Regions from separate parts of the Homo sapiens genome. Here region 2 is linked to region 1. A link is an interaction called in ENCODE POLR2A ChIA-PET data of the cell type or tissue named here. Cell type or tissue: IMR-90. All regions are shown on one strand. Links, peaks and the distances in the headings refer to the core of each region. The heading gives the core; the rest is flanking DNA.

Region 1 (2,910 bases), core at 276-2,775:
AGTAAATGATATTCTCAGCAACAATTACAGTTTAAAGGAGATTGTCAATGTCCTGTGTGGTCTTGGGGAAAGGGCTGAGTCCTGAGGCTAAGAGTCAAAAGAAGACCAGGGACATTAGGGTTCTGGCCACAGAGGTGAAGAAGTCATAGCTGGGCCTTGAACCATGCGTAGGATTTGAGTAGGGAGAGAGGCAGGTGCCGTGCTTTCCGGATGGGAACTGCATAAGCAAAGACCTGGCCTTGGGACCTTCCAAGATGCCTTAGGAGCAGGGCACTGGGGTGGTGATGTGGAAGGCCAGAGCACACCTGGGCTGGGGCCAGGTTAAGGAGTTGGTTTTGGGAGCCATAGGGACTTTTGAGCGGAAGGGTGATACAATTTTAAAAATCATTAGCTAATAACTAACTAAAGATCAACATGACAATGGTGTTCAAGAAGAGATTAACCTGCAGCAGCCTGAAGTAGCAAATGGCTTCGTAATTATTTAATCATTATTATCATTTTTTGTGGAGTTGGGTTTTACCCAGGCTGGTCTTGAACTCCTGGGCTCAAGTGATTTGCCCTCCTCAGCCTCCCAAAGTGCTGGGATTACAGGCATGAGCCACCAGGCCCAGCTGCCTTGTAATATTTTTGTGGCTGATTTTATTTTATTTTATTTTATTTTATTATTTGTTTTATTTTTGAGACAGGGTCTGTCGCCCAGGTTGGAGTGCAGTGACAGCTCACTGCAACCTCCGCCTCCCAGGCTCAAGGAATCCTCCTGCTTCAGCCTCCTGAGTAGCTGGGACCACAGGTGCACGCCACCATGCCTGGCTAATTTTTGTATTTTTAGTAGAGATGGGGTTTCGCCATGTTGGCTAGGCTGGTCTCGAACTCCTGGCCTCAAGTGATCGCCTGCCTCAGCCTCCCAAAATGCTGTTATTACAGGCGTGAGCCACTGTGCCCAGGCTTCATTTATTTTAATTTTAGAGACAGGGTCTCACTCTGTTGCCCAGGCTGGAGTGCAGTGATGCAATCTTGGCTCACTGTACCCTAAAACTGTGTTCAAGTGATCCTCCTGCCTCAGCCTCTCAAGTAGCTGGGACTACAGGCGCATACCACTATGACTGGCTAATCTTTTTTTTTGTTTCTTTCTTTTTTTTTGAGGGAGGGCGTGGCTATTTTCAAAAATTAACTTTTAATTACACAAATTATGTAACTACTACCTTTCACTGTGAGAAATGGAAACATTACAGATAAAGTTGGAGTCTCTTTAACCAACCCCATAAACCCCCAAAAGGTAACAGCTGTTATTAGGCTGTGTGTGTAGTTCCAGACCTGGCCAGTGGGTTAACATAAACGTGTATCCTTAGCAAACACACAGTAACCCTCCAGTTACATTATGTACATTGTTATGTGTAAATGTCAGCTTGTAATTTGTTTTTCTTCTTTTCTTTTTCTTTTTCTTTTTTTTTTTTTTCATTCAACAGCATGTTTCAGAGCATTCCATGTCAGGACATATTTTGCTGACTCACCCTTTAAAAAAATAATGGATCAAATTTTTAGTGGGGATAATCCCAGCACTTTGGAAGGCTGAGGTGAGAGGTTGGCTTGAGCCCAGGAGTTCAAGACCAGCCTGGGCAACATAGTCAGACCCCGCATCTAAGAAAAAAAAAAATTAGCCAGGCATGGTGGGGTGGGCCCTGTAGTCCCAGCTACTTGGGAGGCTGAGGCAGGAGGATCCCCTGAACCCAGGAGTTTGAGGTTGCAGTGAGCTATGATCGTACCACTGTGCTCCAGTCTGGCCACAGAGCAACACCCTGTCTCAAAAAAAAAAAAAAAAAAAAAGTACTGCCTGCGAATACAGATTTAACCAAAACCTTGGTTATAGTTGATCTAAATGTTTTAAATGTTTATCTCTTTAAATAATTTTTTTCTTTAGACAGGGTTTCACTCTGTCACCCAGGCTGGAGTGCAGTGGGGCAGTCACCGCTCACTGCAGCCACCACCTCCCGGGCTCAGGTAATCTTCCCACCTCAGCCTCCGGAGTAGCTGGGACTACAGATGTGCACCATCACTCCGGCTAAAATTTGTACTTTTTGTAGAGACAGAGTTTCACCATGTTGCCTAGGCAGGTCTCATACTGCTGGGCTCAAGCAATCCATTCGCCTCGGCCTCCCAAAGTGCTGGGATTACAGGTATGAGTCACTGTACGCAGCCCATGTAAATAATTTTAACTTTGGAAAAAAGGTAAAATGGCAGAAGGTACGGATACACCTTCAATAATGAAATTATGTCACTTTTTCTCCTCAGAATTTATTTTGAAATATATCGGAGAAAATATGCCCAAGTCACTGCTCTAACGTTATGATGAAGTAACACTTGGTGTTGAATAACTCTGGGCAAACAACTATCGTTTAGTTTATTCTAGCTGCTATGAATAAAGAAGAGAAAATTTTAATTGGTCCATAACATGAAAAGAAGGTGGGATAGATTTCAAACAGGCTTTCTTTGGAGAGAAGCAGTTAGTTATGGAACATTTCATGGCTTAAAAGGGTTTAAACCAAAATTTAAAAAAAACAACAACAAAAAACAACTATTTCCTAAGGGGAAATAAGGGACAACTTGTAAAACATTCACCCCTAGACTTTTTGGGTTGAAATAATGGCACATGTAGTGTAGGTACATCATTTATTGGTCCGAGGCCACACAACACTATAAAGCTCTTGACATACTGTCTATCAGGGAACTTGCATGTATCCATTCAACAGTTATAAACAAAATTCATCAGGCTTCATAGATATGTCTTGATCTAGGTGCTGCATTTCAGATAGAGCAGGTGCTGTTTCTATTGGTGTTTCTTTATTATTTATTTATTTTTTTTGAGATGAAGTTTCGCTCTTGTTGCCCAGGCTGGAGTGCAATGGCATGATC
Region 2 (2,910 bases), core at 314-2,813, 210 kb before region 1:
AAACAAAAAAACACCCATAAAATTAATGCAATAACCATATAGATGGAGCTCCTGGGAAAAGCTGTTTCATTTGCTGGAAAAGGGAAGGATGGAAGAATAATCTAAACAAAAACATAGAGAAATGAAAGTACAGGCCAGGCGCGTTGCCTCATGCCTGTAATCCCAGCACTTTGGAAGGCTGAGGTGGGTGGATCACTTGAGGTCAGGAGTTCGAGACCAGCCTGAACATGGTGAAACCTTGTCTCTACTAAAAATACAAAAACTAGCCACGTGTGGTGGCACATGCCTGTAGTCCCAGCTACTTGGGAGGCTGAGGCAGGAGAATCACTTGAACCTGGGAGGCAGAGGTTGCAGTGAGCTGAGATCATGCCACTGTACTCTAGCTTGGGCAACAGATTGAGACTCTGTCTCAAAAAACAAAACAACAACAAAAAAGATTTGTGATTTAGGCAAAGAAATGTGGCCTTATTGTGGGTGGGAGAAGAAGCACAAGGGAAAGGAGAAGGAGGCAGATATACAATCTGCTTGCTTCAGCTGGGCATGGTGGCTCACGCCTGTAATCCTAGCACTTTGGGAGGCTGAGGCGGGTGGATCACCTGAGGTCATGGGTTTCAGACCAGCCTGGCCAACATATTGAAACCCCGTCTCTACTAAAGATACAAAAATTAGTCAGGCCTGGTGGTGCTAGCTACTTGGGAGGCTGAGGCAGGAGAATCACTTGAACCTGGGAGGTGGAGGTTTCAATGAGCCGAGATTGCCACTCCAGCCTGGACCACAGAGTGAGACTCCGTCTCAAAAAAAAAAAAAAAATCTACTTGCTTCATGGGAGTGGAAACTGCATACAGGTATGTCAGAGAATTGTCCTTAGTGACCAATGTGGAGGAGGGGGCAGCTATTCCTAGGGATAGCTTGGTGGCTGCCCCCATACTTCTAGATAGTCTGAGAGAGGAAATGCTGAGTATTGGGAAGCATGAGTTTTTTGTTGTTGTTGCTTTTGTTTGAGACGGAGTCTTGCTCTGTTGCCCAGTCTGGAGTGCAGTGGCTTGATCTTGGCCCACAGCAACCTCTGCCTCCTGGGTTCAAGTGATTCTCCTGCCTCAGCCTCCAGAGTAGCTAGGATTACAGCCATGGGCCACCACGCCCAGCTAATTTATTTATTTATTTATTTATTTTGAGACAAAGTTTTGCTTTTGTCACCCAGCTGGAGTGCAATGGCACGATCTCAGCTCACTGCAACCTCCGCCTCCCAGGTTCAAGCGATTCTCCTGCCTCAGCCTCCCGAGTAGCTGGGATTACAGGCGACCACTACCACGCCTGGCTAATTTTTTGTATGTTTAGTAAAGACGGGATTTCACCATGTTAGCCAGGCTGGTCTCGAACTGCTGACCTCAGGTGATCCACCCGCCTCAGCCTCTCAAAGTGCTGGGATTACAGGCGTAAGCCACTGCGCTGGCCTTTTTTTTTTTTTTTTTTTTTTTTTTTGTATTTTTAGTAGAGATGGGGTTTCACCATGTTGGCCAGGCTGGTCTTGAATTCCTGACTTCAGGTGATCCCCCGCCTCGCCTCCCAAAGTGCTGGCATTACAGGCATGAGTCACTGCACCCAGCTGGGAAACGTGAGTTTGAATACATCTCATCACAGTGATAAAGAAGGCGGGGACATCTTGCAGCAGGTGCAGGTCATTCCTCTGCAGACCCAGCTCCTCAAGTTCACTTCATGCTTTTCTCCTTCTTCTCAGCGCCTCACCTGCCTTCCTTTTGCCACCTCTTGCCCAGGTGCTGTGAGACAACCTCCTGCTCTCCCCTCCCTCCTGTGGAGTCCACTTGTGAGTAAAAAAAAAAATGGCTGGAAACATGGTGGGGTTGCAAAGATTCACATTTTCTTTGTACACCTGTAAAAAGAAAATAGGAGAGGTGTATTCTCCTAGATACACCCATATTATATATATATAAAAAAAAAAGGAAAACCATATCACATGAAGGAAAATTAAGCATTACAAAGAGACCCGTGTCAACCCCCTGAGCCCTTGGACATGCTCAGAAGCCCCCTTCAGATCCCCTCTGGAGCCTCCATCTGCCAGCTCATTCTCATTAATTAAACGTGCTTTTCTCTAGCATCAGCACTCATAACAAATGATGACAGGGTTTCGGATCCCAAATCTTTCTTTTTTTTTTTTTTTTTTTTTTTTTCTGTTTAACAAAGCACATCTTGCACCGCCCTTAATCCATTTAACTCTGAGTGGACACAGCACATGTTTCAGAGAGCACAGGGTTGGGGGTAAGGTCACAGATCAACAGGATCCCAAGGCAGAAGAATTTTTCTTAGTACAGAACAAAATGAAAAGTCTCCCATGTCTACTTCTTTCTACACAGACACGGCAACCATCCGATTTCTCAATCTTTTCCCCACCTTTCCCCCCTTTCTATTCCACAAAACCGCCATTGTCATCCTGGCCCCTTCTCAATGAGCTGTTGGGCACACCTCCCAGACGGGGTGGTGGCCAGGCAGAGGGGCTCCTCACTTCCCAGTAGGGGCGGCCGGGCAGAGGCGCCCCTCACCTCCCGGATGGGGCGGCTGGCCGGGCGGGGGGCTGACCACCCCCACCTCCCTCCCGGACGGGGTGGCTGCCGGGCGGAGAGGCTCCTCACTTCTCAGACGGGGTGGCTGGGCAGAGACGCTCCTCACCTCCCAGACGGGGTGGCGGCCGGGCAGAGGCGCTCCTCACATCCCAGACGATCGGCGGCCGGGCAGAGACGCTCCTCACTTCCTAGATGTGATGGCGGCCGGGAAGAGGCGCTCCTCACTTCCCAGATGGGATGGCGGCCAGGCAGAGACGCTCCTCACTTCCCAGACGGGGTGGCGGCCGGGCAGAGGCTGCAATCTCGGCACTTTGGGAGGCCAAGGCAGGCG

The links. ChIA-PET counts read pairs that join two places held together with the same protein. Peaks named below come from ENCODE experiments on the same cell type or tissue, not always from the same donor. Only the 100,000 strongest peaks of a DNase experiment are listed, where the experiment ranks them.
Region 2: POLR2A ChIA-PET joins it to region 1 with 10 read pairs; 2 of 35 experiments call an interaction of 5 or more read pairs at or near these places.

The regions. Positions count from the first base shown.
Region 1 is chr15:89,771,621-89,774,530 of GRCh38, reverse strand. It overlaps LOC124903550 (a long non-coding RNA gene), which reads left to right. Exons shown (of 2, transcript XR_007064751.1): 2 at 1-2,437. Among named protein-coding and RNA genes, the nearest start is that of MESP2, 3.3 kb to the left of the region's middle. In IMR-90, for the core only: no CTCF peak of the experiment used is centred there; a DNase peak (open chromatin) is centred at 1,440; H3K27ac peaks cover 356 bases.
Region 2 is chr15:89,977,819-89,980,728 of GRCh38, reverse strand. No RefSeq gene overlaps it. Among named protein-coding and RNA genes, the nearest start is that of ZNF710, 22 kb to the left of the region's middle. In IMR-90, for the core only: no CTCF peak of the experiment used is centred there; no DNase peak of the experiment used is centred there; H3K27me3 peaks cover 526 bases.